Linked DNA regions of Homo sapiens: region 2 is linked to region 1. A link is a contact called in ENCODE Hi-C or POLR2A ChIA-PET data. All regions are on one chromosome and are shown on one strand. The core of a region is the stretch at or near the end of the contact, and the rest is flanking DNA. Distances in the headings are between cores, read along the strand shown. Region 1 overlaps RPS6KA2 (ribosomal protein S6 kinase A2). Region 2 holds the start of CEP43 (centrosomal protein 43).

The links. A loop is a pair of places that touch in the nucleus more often than their neighbours do. ChIA-PET counts read pairs that join two places held with the same protein, here RNA polymerase II (POLR2A). Pooled maps may share reads with other maps.
Region 2: a map of HCT116 shows a loop between it and region 1 (2.8-fold over the local background). The contact joins the promoter of CEP43 here to the enhancer-like site in region 1. A Hi-C loop is called at or near these places in 1 of 168 maps with a recorded cell type or tissue (HCT116) and 9 of 50 pooled maps. POLR2A ChIA-PET finds 5 or more read pairs at or near these places in 1 of 52 experiments (MCF 10A).

The regions. Positions count from the first base shown.
Region 1 is chr6:166,536,544-166,542,928 of GRCh38, reverse strand. RPS6KA2 (ribosomal protein S6 kinase A2) reads left to right here. Exons shown (of 21, transcript NM_021135.6): 2 at 4,145-4,261. Among named protein-coding and RNA genes, the nearest start is that of MIR1913, 30 kb to the right of the region's middle. RefSeq lists enhancers at 1-599, 770-989, 1,580-1,699. Within about 2 kb of position 1,813, at least 8 of the 41 ENCODE cell types and tissues checked have a DNase peak (open chromatin) inside an H3K27ac peak, as active enhancers do.
Region 2 is chr6:166,997,236-167,004,549 of GRCh38, reverse strand. CEP43 (centrosomal protein 43) reads right to left here and starts at 5,153. Exons shown (of 13, transcript NM_007045.4): 1 at 5,036-5,153; 2 at 4,437-4,490; 3 at 1,303-1,357; 4 at 739-827; 5 at 149-286. The coding sequence starts at 5,137. It overlaps MIR3939 (microRNA 3939), which reads left to right and starts at 6,638; the gene lies at 6,638-6,743. RefSeq lists silencers at 4,692-4,781, 4,792-4,951, 5,042-5,561, 5,852-6,081 and an enhancer at 6,622-6,671.

The DNA.
Region 1 (6,385 bases), core at 564-3,063:
TTTTGGAAATGAGGTGAACCCTTGCCTATTTTGTTTCCTATGTCCTTATCATTAATATTCCACAACTTTTAATTTGCACTTTTTATAAATATTATCCCTTTAATGACATGAAGAGCAGGTGATTCAGAGCAGAGGAAATGACCTAAGAAGGCGACTTTGGCCCAGAGAGAGGCATGCAGAGCCAGTGGCCAACCGCCCTCATCTTTCTCCCTGTCACTCCCACTTCCCAGCCGCTCCCAGCAGCTGCTGAAATACCTGCCCGGGACTTCCTGCAGTCATTGGAATTTTGAGTGCAGTTCTGCAGGAATTTTAAAAATTCCTTGTCACAATTTGTCACATTCAAACATCATTTAAACAGTTTATACCTCTAGTTTTTCTTTCTTACGTTACAAAATGTTTGGAATTGTTGCTTATGGAGCTAGCACCTGATCACCGTCCCAGCTCCTCCTCCCAAAGCTCTCAAGTTAGCTTTAAAAATACTGTTTACAGTAGCTGTGCTGGAAACCACATGCTCCTGCCATGGATGCAGCCGATTCAGGAACAGACTTGATCTTCCTAAGGCATTGCATGCAAATCCTCATCAAGCTCTAGATAAAATTACCTGCTTCATAAAACAGAAAAGGCACATATTTCAAAATGAAATGTGAGTAACATTTTCATGCTAGTTGCCCCTTAGGGTGGTTGTCATGAAGGGATCCAGAAACCAGGGCTGTCCAGAGAGGGTCGTTATCAGCAGTGCCCGGGAGTATGGTGCTGGGGCTTCATCTGGCTGTTTCCTATTCACACAGACCCCAGAGTGCGCGCCGAGTCCATGGAACACCAGATCTTTGTTTGTTTTGTTTTGTTTTCGTTTTGGGGAAAGTGAAAAAGAAAGTTAAGCATCCTCCAGCAAGTTCAAGCTAAAATGTCACTGTGAAGGCAGAACTCTGAAGTCTGAAAGGTGATGCTCTTGGGGATTTTTTTCCATTGACGCCTCAGATGCTTTGCGGTTAAAAACCTTACTGATTTGAAATGAGAAGTGAACTCTATCGCAATATTATTAGGGAAGAAAGCTGGCGTTTTTCATGTCATTTTAGGAGATGAAATTATGTGTGTACTTCAGGTACATTTGCTCTCAATACTTTGACAGAAAGAATCTGCACAAAATTTGAAATGTTATGAGATATCTGCGTCGAAGGCTTTGATTCGAAACGTTACAGAAATGACTAAAGAAGGTGAACTTCTGCAACGGAGGTGGGGGTGTGGCATGGACCGGGGAGGCGGGAGGCAACAGGGGATGGCAATTTGGAAGTGCTGAGGAAGGCGTGAAGCCAGCCTAAAAAACGGGCTGACTGGGAGCAGGGGAACACCCATGGGAATTCTGAGGTGCCAGCGTCCATGGCCAGGTGGCATCCAAGTAGCCCGGATGCTGTCACTCTCGCTTCAGAGCCTAGTCCCACAAAGGCATGTCCCACAAAGGCAGTGAAGGGGACCAGGACCCATGGGACTGCATGAGCTCATTCACCACAGCTGTGGGTCTCAGACCCTCCACAAAGAGCTGCTGAAGAAAAAGGAAGGAACTGGAAATCTTTAGGAAACATACACAAGGGCTGGGAAACGTGCCCCAGGAAAGGGTGGTGGCTGCAGTGTGAAGCCTCCCTGGCCAGCTCGTGCCTCGCCTGCCCCACACCTCTGGGCGGTGTTGAATTTTACTTTCTGTTCTGCAGTGTGGCCGTTGCCATGCTCTCGTTACCAAAATGAAGTCACAGAAGGGTGTGCTTTGGTGGTGATTCCTTTTTTCATAGTGTGGGCGTCGCATTAACACAGCTGCATGATGGGAGCTATTTTGGGAGGGAGGCTGGGGTTTGGATGACTCATGCGCGTGCTAGTCCTGTAGGTAGAGGATGTTAATGGACCCATTGCGAGGACAGTGTTTTAGTAACAGAAGAGGAGTATTTTGTTGTTCTTTAAATGACAAATCGTCTGCAATTTCTTTCTTCCTTTCGTAGGTCAATGACGGGAAAAGATAGCATACATGTTTCCATGATGAATTTTTTTGAACTTGGGCTCCTGCCTTTGTTTTTTGTGCAGGAAGCCACCTCCAGCAGCCGCGTGGAAGGTAGTGGTTCTCACAGGCAGTGACACACGTGGATCCCTGAGGGCCTCATTTTTTTCTGTCCCTTTCCATAAACCAGGAGATTTCACCACAAAAGCTGCACAGTCTCGGGTGGCTAGCATGGTCCTGCAATTCTAGTAAGCCTGTGCTGTGAAGGGAGGAAGGGCTTAAAATGTGATGTCCCCTCACAAATTAGCATCTAAATATAATGCCCATTGGCTGGGCTGTGCCTCTAGCATTTTTACTTACTCATTCAAGAAGTAATTATGAAGCAACAAAATTGTAATTCTGTATCTTCCAACTGCACTCATATGAACTTCAGGATGGATTAAACAGAGTCAATTTTGGCTATACTCATTGTTTTCCCAAACAAACAAAAAAAAACCACTGTTTTTACAAAAATAGCAAATCATCCTTGAAGATATGGAGACGAAAGTGTTTCCTTTAACTGAGAATGGAAAAGCCATGGATAACTGCATAGGCCTCTAATCCGCTGTGAGTTTCCACGGCTCAGACACCTTATCTGCTTTTACATGTGCCTCTATTTGTGACATGGAGGTAAAATAGCAAGATTTATAAGTAACCGTTTTGAGAAACTGAATTTTTCAAACATCGTCATGTACGTTATTGCTATTGTGATTTCATTTGGAAGTCTTCACTCTTAGAGTAAAACAGAGGGTGGAAGTACTTGGCTTCGAAGTCAGTCCTTGATGAGAAGCCCACCTCTATCACTTCCAGCTATTAATGTGTAATCTGAGTCTCAGGAGAAAATCTCCACTTCACAGTTTCTTCATGAAAAGAAGCAATGAGGAATGAGAGGCCCCTGGTTCCCAGAGCACACTATGCATACAATTCCTGGTTGCTGTTTTTGGATGCGCATTTTAGCCAGCAGTTTCTGAAGTTTTTCAGCCCCTCACCCCGAGCTAAAACTGTAGAAAGGGGTGTACGAATGTATAGATAGTGGAACAGAAATCTCAGAGAAATGCAGAGATAAATTCAAGGAACAGTTGGGCTCGAATGTCTCATGTTGGGAGAAACACCTCCTTTCCAGTGTTCCATTTCCAGGGCCTGGCACTTGGGCAGATGGCCTACCCCTTTACAAGGGAAGTCATGTGACTCTGGGGACAGGAAGCTCTGGGATGAAAATTTGTAGTGTTTTCTGTCAGTGTTTTCACTTATAGACTCTTTCTCCTACAGGGAAATCTTGCTTTCTGGGCTGGTGGCAAATCTTACCTGACTGCTTCTTCTGAAATATAATCTATAGGATGGCAATGACGTGTTCTTTACATTAGCTTTGACAAACATACCAGGGATAGCGTGAATCAGAAGGAGAAGGAGGACAAGCCGTCTGCATTTTCCAGACCACTTCTCCATCTAGGAACCCGTCAATATGCTTTTGCTGTCATTTTGTTCCATAGTTGCTATATTCATCGTACCAGAACTTCTGCCCAGACTGTTAAAGAGCAGAATGGATTTCATTGAGAGTACCCTTAGATTTTTCGGAGGCCTTGGTAAGACCAAATGACAAAAGTCCATGGAGAAAAGAAACCATGAAGGCCCACAGGGTGCACACAATAACCACACACATCACCAAGTTGATTCCATAAAACTAAATGGGCCGGGCGGGGTGGCTCACGCCTGTAACCCCAGCACTTTGGGAGGCCGAGGCAGGTGGATCGCGAGGTCAGGAGATCGAGACCATCCTGGCCAACATGGTGAAATCTCGTCTCTATTAAAAATACAAAAATACAAAAATTAGGTGGGCATGGTGGCAGGAGGCTGAGGCAAGAGAATCACTTGAACCTGGGAGGTGGAGGTTGCAGTGAGCCGAGATCCAGCCACTGCACTCCAGCCTGGGAGACAGAGTGAGACTCCGTCTTAAGAAAAAAAAAAGAAAAAAACACAACTAAATGGTGTCTCCACTTTCAAACTCCAGCGCTAAAATCTGTAACAGACCCAGCTCGTGGTAAACTCAGGGGAGGAGGAAGCTGTGAGCGGCTCTGAGGGACTCCTCGCGGTGTGTTTCTCACCCGTGCCGCTCTCTTGCAGGAAGAAGGCGTCGTGAAGGAGATAGACATCAGCCATCATGTGAAGGAGGGCTTTGAGAAGGCAGATCCTTCCCAGTTTGAGCTGCTGAAGGTTTTAGGACAAGGATCCTATGGAAAGGTAAGTTCAGCCCTGGCTGTCTCTTGAGTCTCATTCCTGAACACAAAGGACACCTGGACAGAGCCCCCCTGGATGAAAATTGCAGGCGGTCCTCACCTGCAGGGCTGCGATCACGGGAACCTGGACAGTTCAGAACCGGGGTCTCACTTTGCACAGCCAGAATTCCAGTGGCACAGGGCTGGGCTGTGCCAGGTGAGAACAAAATGCCGTTGGAGCCGTCACATGCACTTTTGCCTTCTCTCTAGAGCCTCCCTTGGCTCTTGGTAAATCATCACCAAGGTGAGGAAGGTTATTGACCTGAGCCAATGTATCTTTGAAAGTGCATTCTAGCAGCTGTTTTCCCCAAAGAAAGAAAAAAATAAGAGAACAAGGAAAAAAAGAATAAAGAAAAGAAAAGAATCCATTCCTCTGGATTGGGCACAGGAGCCAGGAAGGCTAGGGTCTGCAGCCGGCTCCCCTCCTCACCCTGCACGATTGCCTCATGAAGCCTCAGCTTCCCCACCCACTAAATGGAAAGGATAAAACCTACTTTATACAGTTGTTCCATGGAGTAAATAGGGCACGAATCCCACCCAGCAGGTGCCTAAGATGTATTTGTGCAGTGGAATTGTTCATTTCCCTTTTTTGTCACCTTCAAATTGCAGCAATAAAAGCTAATTTCTTTCAGGAAATGAGAAATAGTTGGCTCTTCATTTAATGCCACGTCCACATACAACAAGATGTCAATAACGCTTTTCAATTATGATGACACGTGACTTACTCCAGCACAATGCTGATTTCTCTGCCTCCTTGGGTTAGCTGTTAGAAATATATAGGCTCTGACAACTTGATTTCTAGAACATAAGGGCCTGAAATAAACCATGAAGCCAACCGTTCCTTACATGTAAGCAGAACAGCCTGGCTCTTTAAAGTAACTATTTTTGTGTGGTATGTAGACATTTACCAAATCTTTGCATTCTTCACATGACTTTGTGCCAAAATGCATGTGGCTGCTGTTAATTTAAGTGTAGAATGAATAGTACATTAGTGTTCTGGATAATCCTACAGTCCGCATGAACTGGATGGAATGAATAGTACATCGGTGTTCTGGATAATCCTACAGTCCGCATGAACTGGATTGTTTGTAAAATTTTTATACGTTAGATTAAACCATAGGAAATTACCAGCAATATTTTGGGCCTACAAAAATGTCTATTTAATATGGCTAGTTGATATGGTGTTTATGAAATAGGGGGATGAAGATTTCAGTTTCTCACGATGTTAATAGCCATTACCAAAAAGCACAAAATCACAGAAGGCAGAGCCTGCGTAATGTGACAGTGGAATGCCTCACTATTAATTAGAAATGTAGAGAAAAAAGAGAGAGGAGAATAATTTTCTCCATGATTTGAAAACAGAGACAAGCAAGCATTCTTTCCTTTTTCCACCTTTCAAGGGTGTTGCCCATGCATTGTTTCTTGAGAACAGATTCCACCTGTGGAAGCACAGAATCAGCCGAATCGTCTTTATCTGGAGGGAAGGAGCGCTGGAATACATCCCATGGCGGAGGCCCAGGAAGTGTCTGGAGGGCTTTGGTTGACCAATTCTGTTACAGAGTGAATCTTACCAATGTCCTCCTCACAGAACTGGGGTATTAAAGATGAAAGGAGAAAGGCTTTTCCAGCTCCCTCGTTCAGATTTCAAATTTTGAATTTTAATTTTGCTTTAAAAAAACATGTTTTGGAAAACAAGTGAAATCATGGTGTTTGGCAGAATCCCGTTGGAATGATAATGCTCATAACACTCTGTCCCTTTCCTTCCCAGCCTTTCACCACTTCTAATTTTATCTTTACTTGTGTCTTTATTATATGAGGAATTAAAACGTAAAGTTTCAAGAACAGTAGTAGGTAGGGGAAAGAGAAGGATGAGGCAGTGGCAGCGCCCATGGGTGTCTGACCTCCAGGGATTACGGAATGGGCCAGCTCCAGTAATGCCTGTCCAGAGCTGGTGTGAGGGGCGGGGCAGGAGGTCCAGGCTGGGGCTGGCGTGGGAAGGGAGGCTTAGGTCCGCTTCGTGGATTAATGCGAGCTGGACTCTGGAAAGAAGAGATACTATTCTCAAAAGCGTTGCTCAGACATTTCCAGG
Region 2 (7,314 bases), core at 3,904-6,403, 460 kb before region 1:
TTGATACAATCTGAATGCATCTCATTTTGTTTTTAAGGAATATCTTCTAGTATGAAAACCTTAATTTACTATATATGCACTAATCTGCATGGCTAAACTAAGCAGCCAATAATTAAAATAGAAAAAGATAACACAGAATTCTACTTACTTCCCCAGTGGTTGGCCCTTTTTCTTTCTGTTGACAGCGCCTGATCACTTCTAATAATAAGGGTCCACCCACAGTACCTTCTGCTTCAATTATACCTAAATCTCGGGCTAAATTCTCTCGACCTTCGAGACCTTGCAGCTAGAAAAGAAGTTAAAATACAAGTGCACAAAAAAATAGCAGAAGTTATTCTCAAGGAGTAAAGAAGATATTTTCAGAGTTTAAAGACATCTTTAAACTCAAAGAGACTGTCTTACTAATGAATGAAATGTCTATTTTAAAAAATTATGCCTATTTCTTTTACAGAGCCTCTACCTTCAACGTTTCCATTAACAGGTGCACTCTAACATCGTATCAAAATTAACTCTATAGTAACACTTTTATTAGCAAGCTTTCAAGTAACACAAAGCAGCAACACTGGTGCCAGCTATCTGAAAGCTCATATGGCTTTTAAGAAAAACAGATAATCAACTACCAAAAATAATCTAAATGTAAAAAACTATCAGTTGTCAAATTCTATTAACTTTCAGCTTAATATTAACTCATTTGTATCAAAGGTTTCAAAAGATAGATGTAAAAATCATTATTCTTACTGTGCTAGTTTCAGGTTGAAAAACAGCCAAAGTAAAGTCAAGGTTAAAAAACTGAAGAAATTCTGCAACAAGACTAGCCACTAAACGACCTATAAAGATCAAGAAAAAGGTAAGTAAGCAAATCTTCAAAAACTGAATTTTTTAAATTAACATTATGAAATAGATACACTAAATTAATGGAAGAAAGGTTTCTAAATTTTTTAAGTTACAAATTTCCTCTTTGAATAATATGATTAAGTAATGAAAATCTCAATCTCCTGATTTTTTCACTGGGATCATCAGTCTGTAACTAACTGTAAGACAATCATCTCATAGATTTCAGTGTTTCGCTTTTTAATGGTTAATATTGGCTTTTTGTAGTAAAACTGGCTTTAAGCAACAACATCCCAAATCCAAAAATATGTAATAGCAACACGATTGTTGTACAATAAAATATTATTTTAAAATGAGGACCTATAACAATTGAAGACAAAAAAAAAGCCCTGAAATTCCTGATTTCTCCCAAATGGTATCAAGATTCAAAAATTCAGAGATAGATAAACAAGAACAAACTGAACATCTTACCGTCTTTGGTATTTAAAAACTTTTTCAGGCTCTCATTAACTAAAGGAGTTTTGTTCTGTTAAAAAAAAAAAAATTTAAGTGTCATGTGTTTACCCTAAAAACAACTACAAAATATAAAGTTTAACGTTTTCATTGATAAAATTATGGTTTTACAAAATCCATTCTACAACTGTTAATTACTACAGGACTTACTTTGTGCTATTTAGTAATTTCTCAAAGTTAATATAACAAAACCATATATGAAGATTTGTATTTTTAATTTTTAAATGTTTTATAAACTGCTTTTGAAGCTAGATATTTTCAAATACCTGTGTGAAATACAATTAAATGTCAACAACTGTTTATTATTTCAAATACATGAAGTTTGATAAAAGTTTTGTCATCTCAGGTATCTACCATTTATAGCATACTTACTATGAACAGGAATTTAATTATACACTTGTAATTCCCAGTTTATCCATGAAATGTGAGATGATCTTATGCGGCCCATAGGCCAACTTATTTTTGTAATTATACATTTATTTGAATAAGTATGGAAAAAATACTTCTAGACCATCAAGCCTGTGATTGTTGCTGAGAAGAGGCTACAGTAGGTAGCACATGGTAAGCTTCCTTAAGACCACATTAATTGCTGCTACAGTGGCAGCCTCATACACTGCTGATGGGAATGCAAAATGGCATAACGAGTTTGGACAGCAATTTGGTAGTGTTTCTTAAAAGTCACAAATATTCCTAGCATGTGACCTAGTCACTTCACCTCTACATATTTTCTCAAGAGAAATCACAGATCCAAGCAAAGACTTGTATGTGACTGTTCACAGAAACCTTATTTGTAATACTCAAAAACTGGAAACAGCCTAAATGTCTGTCAGCAGGTAATGGCTAAACTGTCATATCTGTACAATGTATTAATGAAATGATTTATTAATACATACCACAACATGAATGAATTTCAAATGCATTATGTTGAAGAAACAGACCAAAAAAAAAGAGTACCTACTATACGATTCCATTTATATAATTCTTAAAAAGGTTTGGGGTGGGGGAGAGGGTTACATAAGGGGCACAAGGAAAACTTTTGAAGGTCAAAAGTTTGAAGGATATGCGCAGTACCTTGATTGTGATGATCATTTCACAGCTGCATAAATTAACTATTAAAAATCAAATTGTACATATTAAATACTTTAGCTTTACTATAGGTCAATTTTACCTCAATAAAGTTGTTAAAATAAAAGACAAGGAGAGGAGAGATCCTCAAGGTAGTTGGTAGGCTGGTTCAGGGAATTCTAAGATAGGGAGTCAACTGAAATATTTTAAGAGAATGGAGGGACAGATCAGATGTGTACTATAAACAGCCAATCTAGGAGCAATGTGGAAAAAGGACTTCAGGGAGATGGTGAGGGACACCACGGAAACGGAGACTGGCAAGTAGGAAGGGGATAAGGCAATCTGGAAAAGAAGAAACAAGCACAAAGGAGGCAGCAGAGCACTCCCTTGGGGACACTTCAGATACACACCTGACAGACACAGAGCCAGGTGATGGCTGAGCAGGTGGAAAGAAGAGCAAGGCCTAAGAAACGCTTAGATTTCTTGCCAGATAAATGATGGTCCCATTAAGGGCATAATACAGTGGGCAGTTTAACATACAGGTCTGAAGCTCGGGAAAGAAACATGCATGAAAGTTACAGGGCTGGAGTTACTGGATGAATAAGGTCAGTCTGTGAGACAGTACAGAATGACAACTGTGGATAAGTCTCAGTCAGGTGTACAGGAAAAAGATCATGCTAAAGAAACCAAGGAGTGGTCAAAACCAGGTTGTGAAGGAAAAAAACCACAGCGGTATTAAAAGCAGAATGTGAGTAAAGGAAAACAGTTTACTCCTAATAGTTATTTAAACATGTTTTCAAGCTCAAAAGAAAAGCCATCAGAAAAGGAAGGGGTCAAAGATACAGTAAATAATTAAAGACTTGAAAGTATACACAAGACAGAGTGATTATTCTTGGACAGGACAGAGCCTCTTCTTCTAAAGCAGTAAGGAAAGAGGTACAGATAAACATAGACACAGGTAAGCATTTTCACAGGTGAGCAATAGATTGAGGGACAGGAGAGGAGGACATAAAGTTAGGATCTAATGGCTTCTACCTTCCCTGTGGAGGAAGCAACAAGACCATGTGTTCAGAGAGAAGGAAGCAGGGGTGACATAGAAGGCTACTGCACAGCTAGGGTGAAGAAGAGAGCTGCTGGGCCTGCTCAGGACCTAACCAGGTTGGTACCTGCCAATTTGCAACATCAGCAATCCACAGGATTGACTGACTCTTCTCCAAGAGCACATATGTGCAAAGTGGGAAGAGTTAGTTTGCTGGGTTAAATGACCACTGAGATTTCTTCCAGACCACGTATGACCGTTAAGGCAAGGTAATTAGGGGTCCAGACCCATAGGGTCCAGAGCAAAATGCTGCCAAGAGAAGACTGATGCCTGCACAGACATGGAAAGGGCAAAGAACTGAAGATTTTGATGAAATTAGAGATTAGGTATACAGGTCTAAAGAAGTGAGAGGACAGTAGACTGATTTGTCATACAGCAAGAGTTTAAGGCTTTGATGATGGTTCTATTCTTGTTGACAAATTCCAGAATATTTACTCAGGATGGTTGGTGGGACTCCGAAAAAGTTAAATTACCCACTTAAATATAGAGTAGTGGCTGCACTTTTAAAATAATCGCTGTCTTTTTCATTGTCAAAATAATTGAGTGGTCAGATAATTTTGGGAAAAGTTGCATACTATATACCCCGTTTCATAGGGATTAATAACATATTAGCTTACTAAAGGATCTGAGTGAACCTGCACTTAACACATTGACAATGGCACCATTTCTTCAAGAAACTCCTATGACCATTTGTTTCAGATTAAGCATTAGTATCAGAGTTACTGTGGTACCTTAAGATTACCCCCAAATTCAAAAGCTACACGAAAAAAGAATAATTTTGGCTCTCTCTCAATAGTAATGTAATCCTTAACAGTTCAAAATTATCCCTAGCTATATGTTACTATAAACTATTTTTAAGACGGTTTTTAATGAATAAGAAATTAAGTATTAACGAATACAGCCATGTTAAAATCTGGAAACTTCATACCTCTACTTTTTCTTGCTCCTCTAGTGCTAAAAACACAGCTGCTCGGAGTTCAGCCTTAAAAAAAAGTTAAGAAACAGGAAATTATAATTTCAAGACAATTTTCACAACAAGCTCACATTTATCCAGCAACAAACACGAGCAAGCCAACGAGCTGGGAGGGCAGGTGCAAAGGTCAGAAACGCCTTCCGAAACGTTCTCAGTCACACAAGCTCTCCGACCCCCAGGCTTCGGCTGGACGCGCTGCTTTCCCGCCGCGGATCATGCCCGAGCCTGAGGAAGAGACGCTGGGGCCGCACTCCAGGGCCCAGCTGCGGGCCGCCCGTGTGGCCCCCAAGCCCCGCGGTCCCGCCCCCACGGAATGAGGCAGGGGATGGGCCAGGCACCCCCAGTCCGCGGTGCCCTCCGGGACCACACGAACGAACGAGCCGACCCCCTCTGTGGGGCGGGCAGGACGGAGGCCATGCCGGGGCGCGCCCCCAGTGCCCGCCGGCCCCGGTCCCTCGCCAGGGAGGCGGCCTCCTCGCCGCGACCGTTGTGACGCCCGCTGTCCACGCAAGCCCTGCGGATCCGCCAGGCCCGGCCCCAGCCTCCGGCCTCACCTTGATGCGGTTCAGGACCCCGCTGTTCTCCAGCGTCTGCACCAGCAGGTCCCGCAGCTCCGTGTCCTCCTCGGCCACCACTGCGGCCGCCGTCGCCGCCATCTTGCTTCTCCAAGACAACCGCCGAAGCCGCGCTAACGGCCAACGGCCGCAGCAGGGTACGCTCCGCGCGCGGGCTACGCGGCCGACGCAGCCAAAGCCCCGCCCCGACGCGCAGCGCGCTGGCCCTGCCCCCTGGCGTCGGGAGGCGGGGCATAGAGACCTCGGGGTTGACGCTGGACACCGAGCCTTGGGGAGCGCCGGACCACTGAGCGCCGAAACTTAGGGTCGGCGCTGGGGGCGGGGCTGCGGGGCGCGGGTGGGCACGCAAGGGGCGGGGCGTCGGCGGGGCCTCCAGCCGGCAACCCGTTGGCTGCCGTCGCCTGAGGCGCGAGCTTTGAAGCCGGCGAGCGGTGAGGAGGAGGCGCCCTCGCGTGTGGAGAGCGGACTCCGCCTGGACTCCACCGCCCACGGCCGCATCCCATCGCCGCACAAGATCGCCGGAGTCATATTATCGACGTAGTTAAAGCCCACTAGCCTAAAGCCGGGCGGACTGCGGTAAGGAGGCCCCGAGACCGAACCTGCAGCCCCTGCAGCCCCGGGGGGGCGCCGGGGAAGGGACTCCCGAGAGGTCGCGAGGGGCGGAAGGCCCTGCAGGTTGTCACCCGGAAATAACGTTCTGAGGCCCCCCAGCCAGGCGAACGCACCCTGCTCGGCCACGGCCTCCGAGGCTAACCGGAAAGGTGCCAGGCCGAGGTGCAGGGGCGGGATGGCCCCAGGAAGAGCCGAGGGCCGAGGAGGGCGTTGGGTGGGCTCCGCGCTGCCCGAACTGGGGCCGCAGTCTCCACTCCCTCCTGCCCCGCGGCCCTCCGCCGACAGCCAGGCGCCGGCGGGGAGTCCTGGACCCCTCCCGGGCCCTGGAAGCCCCGTCCCGCCGGAGCTGACGCGCCCTCTTGGTATCCATCCGGCCGCCTGGGCTGCCCCTCGCCCCTCGCCTTGGCAAAACCAGCCCCCGGACCGAGCCCTGCCTTGGAGAGTGTGGGTGCGCAAGGCCAGCCGAGCTGTCGGTTCCGGGGTTTCGGGGTGCGCCACTGTATGGCGGCGTAAGCCGAGAAGTGTCCGAGGCCGGGCTCCAGCAGTTGAGAGGCTGATTTGGCCACGGTGAAGGACGCGCCCGGAGGAAGGAAACGGGAATCCGAAACGGGCGGTGGCCGCGCCTTTCCCGAGGCCGGCGTCGAGGGCTTCAGCGCCTCAGGGTGGGCGGGAGGGGAAGGTCGTGCGACCCGCGTGGCCGGCGGAAAGGAGCAGCGGGAGCCGCGGCCGTAGGGAAGCCACGGGAAGACGGGCGGCTGCGCTGCGATGCGCGGCCCTCTCCCTGAAGCCCTCGGCTCAGGCGCCACAGGAAAGGCTCCTTCGGGCAGGCCTCAGCTTTCAGCTTAAGTTTTTTTCCTTTGGCCGAGTCAACTGCGGTGCCGAGTTGTATTTTCCTTTCAGAGGTGTGTCCGAGAACCATTCTTAGGAGACGCCTGCCGGCCGCTTTGGGATAGGGCCTGTCTGCCCATGCTGGCTTCCAAAGGCCTCTGTGTGTTCCTGTATGTGGGCGTGCACGTACCTGTCACATGTGTACGCGCAGACCACAGGATGTCCACACTGGCTTCCAAACACATCTCTGTGTTTCTGTCTGTGAGTGTGTACGCAGGTGTCAAATGTGTACGCACAGATCACAGGGTGTCCACACTGGCTTCCAAACACGTCTCTGGGTTCCTTTATGTGCGTGTGTATGCACTTGTCATGTGTACACACAGATCACAGGGCATCCACACTGGCTTCCAAACATGTCTCTGTGTTTCTGTCTGTGGGTATGTACACACATATCACATGTGGAAGAGGTAGGAAGAGGCTGGAACAGGTAAGGGTCATGAAGGTGCAGTGCACTATTGTACTGTTTGCGCTTTATATGTGTTTGGTTAGTTTTGCAAGAACATGCTGGTGAAGGAGAGAGAACCCCAAACAATTGATTAGCAGTGCTACTGAAACTCAGATATACACAGGAATGGCAAAGAAACATCTATGAAAAAAAGCAGATTCTGGAACTCCATCTCCCTGAGATTGTCACTCATGGGGTCTGCAGGAAGTTTCAGGAATCTGCATTTTCTTCTAATAAACGTGGTCCACAGGTTATAAGTTGAGATACAAATAGAATATATAAAGTAAAAAAGGAAAATTTGAAGTTTCCTGCC